Regions from separate parts of the Homo sapiens genome. Here region 2 is linked to region 1. A link is a contact called in ENCODE Hi-C or POLR2A ChIA-PET data. All regions are on one chromosome and are shown on one strand. The core of a region is the stretch at or near the end of the contact, and the rest is flanking DNA. Distances in the headings are between cores, read along the strand shown.

Region 1 (6,765 bases), core at 3,063-5,562:
TGGGAACTCTGGCCCTGCATATGTCGCTTGCCCAGGAAGCCAGCCCTTTACATGGTACAGGTAAAGCCAGGCATAGACCTCAGGTCTCGTGGTTCCCAATCAGGTGTGTAAATGTCTCAAGCAGACAAGTGGTTCTCAAACACAGGGACACCAATGCCTGGGGTTCCTCTATTTCTCTATTGGTTAGACTTTTTGGGGTTGCTTTACTGTCATCACTCAAGTTTAAGAAACACTGGGGCATCTCTCTTCCTATCAAAGGTCAGTCCCTCCACACAGCGACAGAACCATGTTTTGTGGGGTCCTGAAACCTACATAACTCGAGGGGCCTCTTTAAGAAAAAGAATATAAAATTATGGCTGGGCTCAGTGGCTCATGCCAATCCCAACTCTTTGGGAGGCCGAGGCGGTTGGATCACGAGGTCAGGAGATCGAGACCATCCTGGCTAACACAGTGAAACCCCGTCTCTACTAAAAATACGAAAAATTAGCCAGGCGTGGTGGCCGGCACCTGTAGTCCCACCTAGTCAGGAGGCTGAGGCACGAGAATGGTGTGAACCCGGGAGGCGGAGCTTGCAGTGAGCCGAGATTGCGCCACTGTGCTCCAGCCTGGGCGACCATCTCAAAAAAAAGAAAAAAGAAAGAAAGAAAAAGAATATAAAATTATAAATAAAATGTAAGTGTTGACAGGCCCATGCAAGTGAGGAGCCCTAAGTCTTTGGCTTCATTGACTTTGTGATAAATCTTTCTCTTCCTGCACCTGTGTCCCTGATGTCATCTCCTGTCACCTTCTCAAGGACTTGGCTTCTTTGATTATCCCTTCCCTTTCCTGTGTCTTTAACTTCACTCCATCTACCACTATTTACATGCTTTTGTCCTCTTTGACTTCTCGTCTCTCTCCAGGAGCCTTCCTTGTCTCTGATCTCTTCAGAGGCAACCTTCTCGGGAGAGTTAAGTCTTCACACACTACTCCTTCGCCTTCCATTCCCCTTCCTCCTGTTCCTGCCGTGACTGAAGTGCGAGTCAGTCACTCTGCTCGCGGAGTTCAATTAACGAGAGTGAGGTCTGGTGGAAAGAAAGTGATTTATTTCCAAAGCTGGCTTAGGGGAAGAGGCACAGGCATCCTGCCTTTAAATGTGCACTTCTCTTTTGGAGCAGAAAGCAGGCACTTTTAAAAGTCAGGGGAGAGAGCAAGCAAGGCAGGGCCTTATCTACTGGGCAGCCGAGCTGGTGACTGCTGGCATCTTACTAGGCTGAAAACTCTCCAAGTGGGAGAGAGCAAGCAAGGCAGGGCCTTGTCTACTGGGCAGCCGAGCTGGTGACTGCTGGCATCTTACTAGGCTGAAAACTCTCCAAGTGGGAGAGAGCAGTGGGCGTGCTTTTTGACTGCTATCTCTCTAGCAGCCTCCTGGAGGGTGAGAGTTCCATTGTGGGCATACTTCGGTCGGCAAATGGACTGTTAACTCTCGAGGAGAGTTCAGTCTGGAAGCACAGTTAGAAGAACTTGCCCTGTAGGGAGTGTCTGGTGAAGGGGAAGTAAAAGGCTACATTTGCATTTCTTTTTTTTTTTTTTTTTTTTGAGACGGAGTCTTGCTGTCGCCCAGGCTGGAGTGCAGTGGTGCCATCTCGGCTCACTCTTAAGTTCCGCCTCCCGGGTTCACGCCGTTCTCCTGCCTCAGCCTCTTGAGTAGCTGGGACTACAGGCGCCCGCCACCACGCCCGGCTAATTTTTTTTTTTTTTGTATTTTTAGTAGAGACGGGGTTTCACCGTGGTCTCGATCTCCTGACCTCGTGATCCGCCCGCCTCGGCCTCCCAAAGTGCTGGGATTACAGGCCTGAGCCACATATTTGCATTTCTAAAAGACAAGTAGGAAATGAAGAACCAAGGAAGTGAGAAAAGAAGAGAGAGAGAAAAAAATAATTAAAATATCTCTTAGAAAAAACTGTGAATACTCGGTTACGCTACCTTGCTTCTGTTCCCATCCCTTTGCTGAAAAATGGATTTTGTCATGTTTCTCAACAATATATAGCTTGCTTGTTGCTTGAACCTATGAATCTCCACTCATTTCTACTACTGGACCTCTCAGCAACATTCGCCATAGCTGGGAACTCTCTTTTTCTTCAAGCTCCTTTCTCGGCTTCAATGACCCCACAACCTCCTTGTTTTACTCTTTAGGTCTCTGGTTGTTCCCTTTGTTCTCTTTTGCAGGGCCCTTGTGTTCTACACAAACTCTAATAGTGTGATAGATGAAGTAACTAAACCATACAGGACTCAGTCCTAGTGTATTAGTCCGTTTTCAGCCTGAGACTGGGTAATCTATAAACAAAAGAGGTTGAATTGACTCACAGTTCTGCATGGCTGAGGAGGCCTCAGGAAACTTACAATCATGGTGGAGGGCAAAGGGGAAGGAGAGACCTCTTCACAGGGTGGCAGGAAAGAGAGAGAGAGAGAGAGCACAGGGAAAACTGCCTCTTCTAAAACCATCAGATCTCCTGAGAACTCACACACTATCACAAAACAGCTTGGGGAAACGGTCCCGATGATCCAATCACCTCCCACCAGGTCCCTTCCTCCACACGTGGGGATTACAATTTGAGATTAGATTTGGGTGGGGACACAGAGCCAAACCATATCACCTAGAGCCCTGATCCCTTTTTTTTTTTTGAGATGGAGTCCGGCTCTATCACCCAGGCTGGAGTGCAGTGGGGCGATCTCTGCTCACTGAAACCTCCACCTCCCAGGTTGAAGCGATTCTCCAGCCTCAGCCTCCCAAGTAGCTGGGACTATAGGTGTGCGCCACTGCATACAGCTAATTTTTTTTTTTTTGGTATTTTTAGTAGAGATGGGGTTTCACCATGTTGGTCAGGCTGGTCTTGAACTCCTGACCTCAGGTGATCCGCCTGCCTCAGCCTCCCAAAGTGCTGGGATTACAGACCTGAGCCACTGGGCTGGGCCATAGCCCCTATCTCTTCTCTATTTATACACTCTTCCTAACCACTGAGGTGGTGATATTTGCATCAAGAACTTAAGGAGGTGAGAATATGTGGCCATCTGAGGTAAGAGCATTCCAGGCATGAAGGAGACAGCAAGGAGGCCAGTGTGGTGGAGTGAGTCAATGACAGGGAAAGAAGCTGGAGATGAGGTCACAGGTAGTGAGAATGGTGGACAGATCACGTGAAGCCTAAGTCGGCCATTGTAATGCCTTTGCCTTTGGTTTTTCCTCTGAGCAAGGTGAGATGCCAGTGCCGGGCTACGAGCAGAGGCTGCCATGGTTCTAGCTTACATCTTAGTAGGATCACTCTTATGTGCTAAATGTGAACGAACGGGTGAACGAACAGAGGAGTGGATGGAAGAGCATGGAAACAAGAAAGAAAATAGAGGGCCAGGCGCAGTGGCTCACACCTGTGATCCCAGCACTTTGGGAAGCCAAGGCGGGTGGATCACCTGAGGTCGGGAGTTCAAGACCAGCCTGGCCAACATGGAGAAACCCCGTCTCTACTAAAAGTACAAGATCAGCCGGTCGTGGTGGCAGATGCCTGTAATCCCAGCTACTTGGGAGGCTGAGGCAGGAGAATTGCTTGAACCCGGGAGGCAGAGGTTGCAGTGAACCGAGATTGTGCCATTGCACTCCTGTCTGGGCAACGAGAGTGAAATTCTGTCTCAAAACAAAAACGAAAACAAAAATAAAAACAAAAGTTATCCGGGCATGGTGGCACATGCCTGTAATCCCACCTACTGGGGAGGCTGAGGCAGGAGAACGGCTTGAACCCGGGAGGCGGAAGTTGCAGTGAGCTGAGATCGCACCACTGAACTCCAGCCTGTGACAGAGCGAGATTCCTCAAAAAAAAAAAAAAAAAAAGAAAGGAAGGAAGGAAAGAGAGAGAGAGAGAGAAAGAAAGAAAGGAAAGAAGGAGATAAAGAGAAAGAAATAGAGAAAAGAAAGAAAGAAAGAAAGAAGGAAAGAAGGAAAGAAAGAAAGAAAGAAGGAAAGAAAGAAGGAAAGAAGGAGATAAAGAGAAAGAGAAAGAGAAATAGAGAAAAGAAAGAAAGAAGGAAAGAAGGAAAGAAAGAAAGAAAGAAGGAAAGAAGGAGATAAAGAGAAAGAGAAAGAGAGAAATAGAGAAAAGAAAGAAAGAAGGAAAGAAGGAAAGAAAGAAAGAAAGAAAGAAAGAAAGAAAGAAAGAAAGAAAGAAAGAAAGAAAATAGGAAGACTCATGGAGAAGTATAACTCCAGGGTCTCTTCGTCACCACATTACAGACATGAAGACCATCTAAGGTGCCAGCGTTGCTTGCTGCAGCTGTCTCCTCAGGCTTGCAGGAGGGGCAGGGAAGACACTTGAGCTCAGGAGAGAAAAGAAGCAGCTGGCTGCTGGTGAGATGGGAGGAAGACCTGAGGCAGCTTCATTGTCACTAGAAACCTGACCCTTTTGGGTTTAGCCAGACAATGACCGCCTTGGCCGGGGAATGTTGGGGAAAACCTGCCAGGTTTTCAGTCTGCCTCTCAGCCTAGACAACCTCTAAAAGAGGAGTGTATCTCTTGAATTGGCAGAAATGAGACACAGCAGAGGGGAGAACTAACATTTCTCCTTAGCACACCATGCAGACTGTCAAAATGAGTTGCCGAATCTATTTTATTCTAACCGTGAGAAAGTAAGGCATCCATAAACAGAGGAGAAGTTATAATTGTGGGGTTTAGAATTTAAGGAGCTCCAAAATGGCTCCTCTAGATAAATTTATCTCTGCTAATCATTGTTTACCTTTGCTGTGTTCTTTTATTTTTTATTTTTTTAAGAATGAAATTAAATTTTTCCTTTTCATAAAAATAGTACATGTACATGGTTAAAAATTCCAGCAGTACAAAGGATATACAATGCTAAGTAAGTCTTTCAACAACATAATGTAAAGTCTTCCTAAATTCATCTGTGTCTTTAACCCTATTCCAGTAAAAATGCTATCAGAATATTTTAGGCAATGCTAAAGTAAACTGGGAAAAGTAAATGTGCAAAAACATGATGAAAATTCTGAAACAGAGAATAACAGAGGAAGATTTACCCTAGAAGGTGAAAATATAAAAGTATATAATTAAAAGCTTGGTAGTGGCACAGGCATAGACAGATTAATGGTACAAAGCAGTATGTAGAAATAGCCCAAATATACCTGGAAATGGAGTATTAAGACAAAGGTAGAATTTTAAGATTTGAGGGAAAAGATTACTAATAAATGGAGTTGAATCATTTACCTTAGTAACTAGAAAAAAATAAAATTGGATCCCTATCTCATTTCTTATACCAAACAAAGTTCAGATGAATCATATATTTAACATTTAAAAATAAAACCATAAAAGTACTGAAATAAAACATGGGAGAAATAAAAAAATAATTCTGGGTGATGTTATAAACTGAATTGGATTCCCCAAAATTCATGTTTGAAGCTCTAACCCCCAGTATCTCAGAATGTGACTGTATTTAGAGATAGGGTCTTCAAAAAGGTAATTAAGTTAAAATGAAGTTGTTAGGGTGGGCCCTAATCCAGTATGACTGGTGTCCTTAAGAGATCAGGACCCAGGCAAGCAGAGAGATAAGACTGTGTGAAGACACGTGCAGAAGGTACCTGGCAAGTCCCGGACAGAGGTCTCAGAAGAAACCAACCCTGCCTACACCTTGATCTTGGACTTTTAGTCTCCAGAACTGTGAGGAAATAAATCTCTGTGTTGTTTAAGCCACTCAGCCTGGGTTACTTTATTATGGAAGCCCTAGCAAACCAATATGGGGATTAAATCTTTCTAAGCAAGAGACAAGGTTCAGAAGCAGTGAAAGAAAAGATTGATAAATTTAACTGCATAAAAATGGAAAATTTCTTCATAAAAACAAAAACGAACTGCAACAACAATAAAAAGCTCCCCCCATCAATTAAAACACAATAATAAATTGGGAAAACATAATGACCCTCAAAGAGCTAATTTCCTTAGATTGCCAGATTCATTCATCCTCTCTCTCTCTCTTTCTTCCTTTCAAAGCTGGAATTTCAAATTTTTATACGATATCTCCTGAAGGTTTCATGTTGAAAACTAATTTGATTTTTAAACACACTGTACAAGCCAACACAGTCTGGGGCTCCTGGTTTGGGATCTCTGGTCTAGACCACCACCACAGGGGGCCTTCCCTTCAGCAGATCAGTCCAAAATGGCCTATGAGTCCTTTTTAAGATCTCACTGCCACTGAGTATACAGAATGAAGATTTCATTTTAGTCATCCAGAATTACACACACACACACAGGCATGCCCGATTATTCTCTCTCACATACAGTATAATTTGGAGCTGTATTATGGAAGGAAACCATTTCCCTATATGCAACATAATATGTGTTGATCCTTCCCCTGCCCAAACGGGAACAGTGCTTTAGGTTTTTTTGTGCAGGGCTATGTGAGTCACTTCCTTTCTCCTTGCCTTATATGGTAGCACCAGGCCCAGAGGCCTACCTGCAGAACCAGGAGCCTTCCCAGAGATGCCTGTTGATGGATGGCTACACTGAGAACCTGAAATAGCGTGCAAATAACTCTCTTCTCTGTACTTGAAGCCAAATCGCATTCCCAGGCAGACATATCCAGCGGGGAAAGAAGAAACAAGAAAATGAATGATCCACTTGCACAAGAATCTCTCCTATGAGCAAGTGTTAGGTGAGGGTGGGGATAAGATGCCTGTCTCGGGAGACAAGGCTGTACAAATTCATAATTTGAATTTTTATGGTTAATTTTATGGTTAATTTTA
Region 2 (6,765 bases), core at 2,035-4,534, 57 kb after region 1:
GGCTAATTTTTTGTATTTTTAGGAGAGACAGGGTTTCACCATGTTGGCCAGGATGGTCTTGCTCTCTTGACCTCGTGATCTGCCCGCCTTGGCCTCCCAAAGCGCTGGGATTACAGGTGTGAGCTACCGCGCCTGGCCCAGATCTTAATGTGTTCTTGCTCTGCGTGGTGTTTGTACCTGGGCTGGTGCTTTGGGAGAGAAGTTGCATTGTATGGTTGTCCAAGGACTTCCAAGAAGACAGTAAAAGAAAATTAAGATTTATTATAAATTAGAATGTGAACTATAGAGAATTGACCCATAGTGCTATGTTTGAGTCATAATAACTGACTAGTGTTTACAAAGACTTATTCACACAGAGTAGCTATTCATTCAGAAGTGTTGAAGATAAAAAGACTGTACTAAATGACCTCTTGGTCCCTTTATTGTTACTATTCTGTGATTTATTGAGAATTATGTGTATATTTAAACTCATTCCATGATGTGCAGTGTTAACTTTTTAGTTACTTTTCTTATTGGATAAAATTAGTCAGCATCTGTGCTTTTTTTCATTTGGAGGGATTTTTTTTGTTTTTTTTTTTGTTTTTTTTTTTGAGATGGAGTCTCGCTCTGTCACCAGGCTGGAGTGCAGTGGTGCGATCTTGGCCCACTGCAGCCTCCGCCTCCTGGGTTCAAGGAATTCTGCCTCAGCCTCCTCAGTAGCTGGGACTACAGGTGCACGCCACCACGCCCAGCTAATTTTTGTATTCTTAGTAGAGACAGGGTTTCACCATGTTGGCCAGGATGGTCTCATTCTCCTGAGGTAGTGATGTGCCTGCCTCGGCCTCCCAAAGTGCTGGGATTACAGGTGTGAGCCACCGCGCCCAGCCTGGAATTTTTAAGTAGCTAAAGAATTAGATTTGTTTTTATGTGAAAGATATGATTTTGTCATAGAGTTAGGCACTTGTGTTACTTTGGACCAAACGTAGTCTGCTAGAATTTTGAGATAGAGCTAGATATGATCTACCATGGAACATAATTCAGCTATGTAATTTCTTAAGTACTAGTATATTATGAACTGGGAAGCATTTGAAGAGAAACAGTGAAAGCAAAGCTCCTGGTATTTTTCATGAAATGACAAGTGGTAAATAGTATCTATTAAAATTCACTGTAGTTGCTCAGTGAAACACATCAATAGCTACATGGTAGCTATTTAAGAAAAATAACTTACCACAGACTCAGGAAACTTTACAGTGTTTGACTTCCAACAGTTTACAGTATTTATCATCTGTGTTTGTTTGCTGTTCAGATATGGTAGATTCGTCATATTAAACACAAGCTTCATGCGGTAAATGTGACTCTAAAACATAATCCAAAACTTTGGCAGTGGATGCCTTGTTACTTTAGAAAGACTTTAAACCTCACTTTGTATTTAGTGCTCTAGCTATCAAATCTATAAGTAGTAGCTGAGTCCTGGTTACTTAAATGATTTAAATGATGATATTCTCACCTAAAAGGGCTCATTTACCAACCTAAGCAATTTCACCTTTTTGCTTATAATTAGGGTTAAATTGTGCTTAAACTGTTTACTTGACCTGTGGGAAACCAGAAGAAGGCTACTCCCTTATACTACTGAATGTTTAGAATTTTAATACCTGTGATTGTGGTTTGATGTTTTAGTTTTAAAAGGCATTGAAAATCTTGAAATTTATGTAAAATTCTCTTTTTAAATTTTTTATTATTAATTTTTTTTTCGTCTTTTCCTTTTTCTTTCTTTTTTTCTGAGACGGAGTCTCACCCTGTCACCCAGGCTAGAGTGCAGTGGCGCCATCTTGGCTCACTGCAACCTCCACCTCCCGGGTTCAAGCAGTTCTCCTGCCTCAGCCTTCCGAGTAGCTGGGATTACAGGCATGCCATCACGCCTGGCTAATTTTTATATTTTCAGTAGAGACAGGCTTTCACCATGTTGGCCAGGCTGGCCTCAAACTCCTGACCTCAACTGATCCACCTGCCTCAGCCTGCCAAAGTGCTGGGATTACAGGTGTGAGCCACCGTGCCCGGCCAATGATCTTTTTTTTTTTTTTTTTTAAAGTCATTCGTAGAAATTGGAAGGAAATATCTATCGTGCTAACATTCATTAGAGTTTAAGATTATGAATGACTTATTAAAATATAAAATGATAAGGACAGTACATGTAAACTCTAGAACGAATTTTAAATTCTTAGTAATACTGGTAATAGTTATTAATACAGGTATGACTTCTCTCTCGTGCTGTTTCTGGTGAACACCACCACAGGGTCACAGTAAGGTTCTAAAAATATGAGCAAAAGCTGGTACTACCAGGAAATTCAAATTCCATACCTGGGAATCTCAGAACTCAGGGAGGAATAAACATTACAGGGGGAGCAAACAATAATGGGGAGTATTGTTTGAGAAATAAGAAATTAAGAATTTTACTGCTCTAAAATGTAAAAGTAAAACAGGTGAAGTCTGGATTTTCTTTTGTTTTTATGAAGTTCAGTGGGAGAGCATTCTCTTCTGTTAAAATTGCCACTAATTATGTGTTTTTTCTAAATCATATTGTCTGCTTTTCTCCAAAACAGTTGAATAATGTACTCATTTTCATAAAATTTTAGAAAAATTAGTGAGTAAATTTTTGGCAGTTATTTTATTTGACATGTGAGTGGTATTTGCCTTCAGATTTCGAATTCCCTGTTGGGAAAGTAATATGGTTATGTTGCTGTGACTATAATATTAAAATGCACAGACACACTATAAATTCCCTTTCCCTTAATTTTCTTTGCCTTTCTTTTCTTTCTTTTCTTTTCTGTTTTTTTTTTTTCTTTTTTTTTTTTGAGACATAGTTTCACTTTGTAGCCCGGGCTGGAGTGCAGTGGCACGATCTGGGCTCACTGCAACCTCTGCCTCCTGAGTTCAAGTGATTCTCCTGTCTCAGCCTCCTGAGTAGCTGGAATTACAGGTGCGCGCCGCACCTGGCTAATCTTTGTATTTTTAGTAGAGACAGGGTTTCGCCATGTTGGCCAGGCTGGTCTTGAATTCTTGACCTCAAGTGATCCACCTGCCTCACCCTCCCAAAGTGCTGGGATTACAGGCGTGAGCCACCGCGCCTGGCTCCTTTCCCTTAATTTTCTGAAAGAAAAATTCACATACAGCCGTGTGAATTGACTGGACTGTGAAATTAAAATAATGGATTTTTTTGGTCTTTATACTGCAAGTTTGAGAAATAAAGAACAAAGCATTTTCTCTGTGGATGCGAAGAACTCTGTACTTGACTCAGCTTCCTTTTTCTCTTGCCTGCATTTTTTGTTTACTTCACTGGCTTGATTAGTCATAATAAGGCTCAGTACCTCTGCCATTCCCAATGTTAAGCAATTTTTTAAAATTTGGAATTTTGTGGATAATCATTAACAGAGTTGCTTAATGGGTAATGTTGTTTTCTTTATGGAAATAATTTGAGGCACCTTTTCTGGGGTTCTTGGCAAGAAATATGAGTTTATTATGGATATTTAGGAAAGAGGATGTAGAAATAAACCTTTGTTTGTAGTATGAAGCTGTGATAATCTGCCCCATCTTTGTCTAATTCCGTTTTAACTTCTGTCCTTAACATGTTTCTCTTCTTAATCAGTTGTCAGTGAAGATTTATTTATCAGGAGATGGGAATGGAGTATTTTGGATATACTTCAAGTTTTGAATGATAACCGTTAAAATACATACAATGTTTTAATAGTGAGATACACTGATCACAAAAATATGGTCTGATTTAACTTTATTTTGTGGTACTTTTCTTCTAAGTTTAGACAGATGATAGAAATTCACAAAAATTTCAGTCATAGTTATGGCCACAGTTAGGCATTCCCAAAGGAAGTGTGTTGCATTCCTAAGTGTAGTGTGTTGCATGCACTACTGAGCATAATGGGAAAAGAAAAGTGCTATAAAAACCTAAGTACCAAGTAACTAGCTAGAAAAAGCTTTTAATGGGAGAGCTGGCATGGTCATTAATCTGGTAGAATAGTATTTGAGGAAACAGTTGCATGTGTTAAGCTGCAGTTTCTTTTGGTTATTGAAAACCAAATAGGAAATTCTGAATTAATACTTACATGCTGAAGTATCTTTGTGGAGCTTATTTTGAGCGTTAGAGTGGGAGACTTAGTTCTAATGCAAACTATAGAAGAATGACCTTGGGTAAGTTTGTTGTCTAATTAGTAAACTGAGTGGTAGAGTTGGATAATCCTGTCAGCTTTAGGCCCATGCCTTAAATATGCTTCTTATCCTCTCACAGTCAAAAAGGATTTTTACCTTGGTACAGTCTGATTCCTGCAACACCTCTCTAGTTATTGAATGTATAGTAGTTTGCTATAGACAGACTACTTTGCAGTGGCTATCAAACCTTTCTGAGACTCATTCTAAGAAATACATTTACATTGTGACTTAGTATATGCACACATAAAAAGAAGAAAGTTTCACAAAATAGTTTCCTTACTAGCAATGAGCTGTTTTTTGTTTTATTTCGTTAACAACAACAACAACAACAACAAAAACTGCTAACCATCTTTTTCTTGGGGTTGCACTACTGTCCAATGAGCACATAGTGAGGGCAGTACTGCTAACGCCTACATAACATGCCTGCATCATCTAGAGCTTTGCTTTACCTTGGTACAATTTTTGGAAGAATGAAAAACTGCTTTTCCACAGGGGGAAAATACTGTTTACTGCCCATCTTTGAAAAACATTTTACTTAGAGCATAAACTTGAAGCTAGATCCTTTTAACCACTTAATTAAATCATACAGTAAGTTGTTGATAGCTATTTGCCACAAAATGAAAATATAGTGGCTATATGAATTTTAGCTGCTGTCACTGTTCATTAATCATAACATAAGCTCTGAACACAGTGTTTCTTCTTAGAAAGGTACAAATGATTATGATTTTGTATAACAACTGAAGTTAGGTGTGTGTGAAGTTTTATAATTGCTGGTCTTCATTAGATAAATTAAATTATAATTAAATGATCTGTTTTATTTTTGCTTTTTATTTGGTCTCTTATTAATAGGCACAATACTGGCATTAGCTATAACACAAACCAATGGCACTAAAAATCTTCAGAACCTTTTTGGATTTGAGTTTTTGAAAGATATTTTGTGGAGACTACAGATTTAATTTTAAAGTATAAATATGCTCTTATTTTAAATAAATGGGGTTTATACTTTGTGTTCTAATGATTGAGATAACTTTTTTTTTTGAGAACTTAAATTAAAATTCCCAGTCTTCTCTAGTTCTGTCAGATTTCTTTGTTCCCCCTCCCAGTGGTTGAGTTCTTATGGGATTTGTGGCTTATTTTTAAAATCCAATGATTAAAATGAAGTTTTCTGGCAATATTAATATTTGTGTGAATCTGGATATCCTCCTCACTTAACTTCTAAGGCTTTTTCTTCATCTGAAAATGACAATTTTGTATACTTGGCTGGATTATTTTAAGTAACAAGTAACAAACACTGTGGTAGACTAACATTTGAGTTTGAAGTTTCATATAATTTTAAATCATTGTCATCGACTGACTTTGGAAAGTAACTTCTGAGATTTTTGGTCTGAAGTGACCCTGAAAGTTTATGACCTAATTATCATTTTATTAGGTCTGAATGTGAATGTTGCACTTTGAGAGGAAATAGTATAGAAGTAGTTACATTGCTGGGTGACTGATCTAGCAAGTCCCTAACAGTGCCATTAAGCTGTCCTGTAGTACATCTTATTTAGTTCTCTCAATAACTACATAGTATGTTGTCAGTCCTATTTTATAGATGAGAAAACCAAGGGAACAATTTGATAGAATAATGTTTCCAAAATCAGAGATCTAATCTTAGAAGGCTTAGTTGAATAACATTGGATATATTACTCTGCGGTTCCTAAGTCTATGAATTAATGGGAATTTTGAAATCTAATTGAAATCCAAGGAGAAAGTGATAGAAATAAAATTGTAGTGAGCGATGTCGGCTCACTGCAACCTCCACCTCCCAGGTTTAAGCGATTCTCCTGCCTTGGCCTTCCGAGCAGCTAGGATTACAGGCATGCACCACCACGCCCAGCTAATTTTTATATTTTTATAGAGACGGGGTTTTACCATGTTGGCCAGGCTGATCTCGAACTCCTGACCTGAAGTGATCCACCTGCCTCAGCCTCCCAAAGTGCTGGGATTACAGACATGAGCCACTGCGCCCAACCTAGTTTAAATTTTCTAGTAGCCACATTTAAAAAAAAACAGGTGGAATTAATTTCATGAATATGTTTCATATAACCCAATATATATCCAAACATAGTTTCTTTTTTTTTTTCTGAGACAGGGTCTTGCCCTGTCACCCAGGCTGGAGTGCAGTGAGTGGTGCACGATTATGGCTCACTGCAGCTTCGAACTCCTGGGCTTAAGCGATCCTCCAGCCTTAGCTTTCCAAGTAGCTGGGACTACAAGCACGTGCCACCACACCCTGCTAATGTTTAAATTTTTTTGTAGAGACGGGGGTAGGGTGGGTCTCACTATGTTACCCACACTGGTCTCGAACTCCTGGCCTCAAGTGAACCTCCTGCCTCAGCCTCCCAAAGTGCTGAGATTATAAGTGTGAGCCACCATCCTGGCCTAAATATCTTTCAGCATATAATCAGTATAAAAATTATAAAGATAGTATATATTCTTTTCTATTACATCTTCAAAATCTGCTGTGTGTTTTACACTTAACATATCTCGGTTCACACCAGCAACATTTCAGTGAAGTACTCAATA

What was found. Hi-C counts contacts between places; a loop is a spot of excess contacts on that map. ChIA-PET counts read pairs that join two places held with the same protein, here RNA polymerase II (POLR2A). Pooled maps may share reads with other maps.
Region 2: a loop to region 1 is called in a pooled map, with 2.2 times the contacts of the local background. The contact joins two enhancer-like sites. A Hi-C loop is called at or near these places in 3 of 168 maps with a recorded cell type or tissue (astrocyte of the cerebellum, endothelial cell of hepatic sinusoid and transverse colon) and 2 of 50 pooled maps. POLR2A ChIA-PET finds 5 or more read pairs at or near these places in 10 of 52 experiments (CD8-positive, alpha-beta memory T cell, Caco-2, H1 and 6 more).

The regions. Positions count from the first base shown.
Region 1 is chr12:718,184-724,948 of GRCh38, forward strand. LOC101929432 (a long non-coding RNA gene) reads left to right here. Exons shown (of 4, transcript XR_007063153.1): 3 at 6,457-6,674. Among named protein-coding and RNA genes, the nearest start is that of LINC02455, 5.0 kb to the left of the region's middle. RefSeq lists an enhancer at 1,237-1,286. Within about 2 kb of position 4,313, at least 3 of the 41 ENCODE cell types and tissues checked have a DNase peak (open chromatin) inside an H3K27ac peak, as active enhancers do.
Region 2 is chr12:776,592-783,356 of GRCh38, forward strand. All of the region lies in intron 1 of WNK1 (WNK lysine deficient protein kinase 1), which reads left to right. It also overlaps the pseudogene RNU4ATAC16P. Among named protein-coding and RNA genes, the nearest start is that of WNK1, 27 kb to the left of the region's middle. Within about 2 kb of position 3,285, at least 3 of the 41 ENCODE cell types and tissues checked have a DNase peak (open chromatin) inside an H3K27ac peak, as active enhancers do.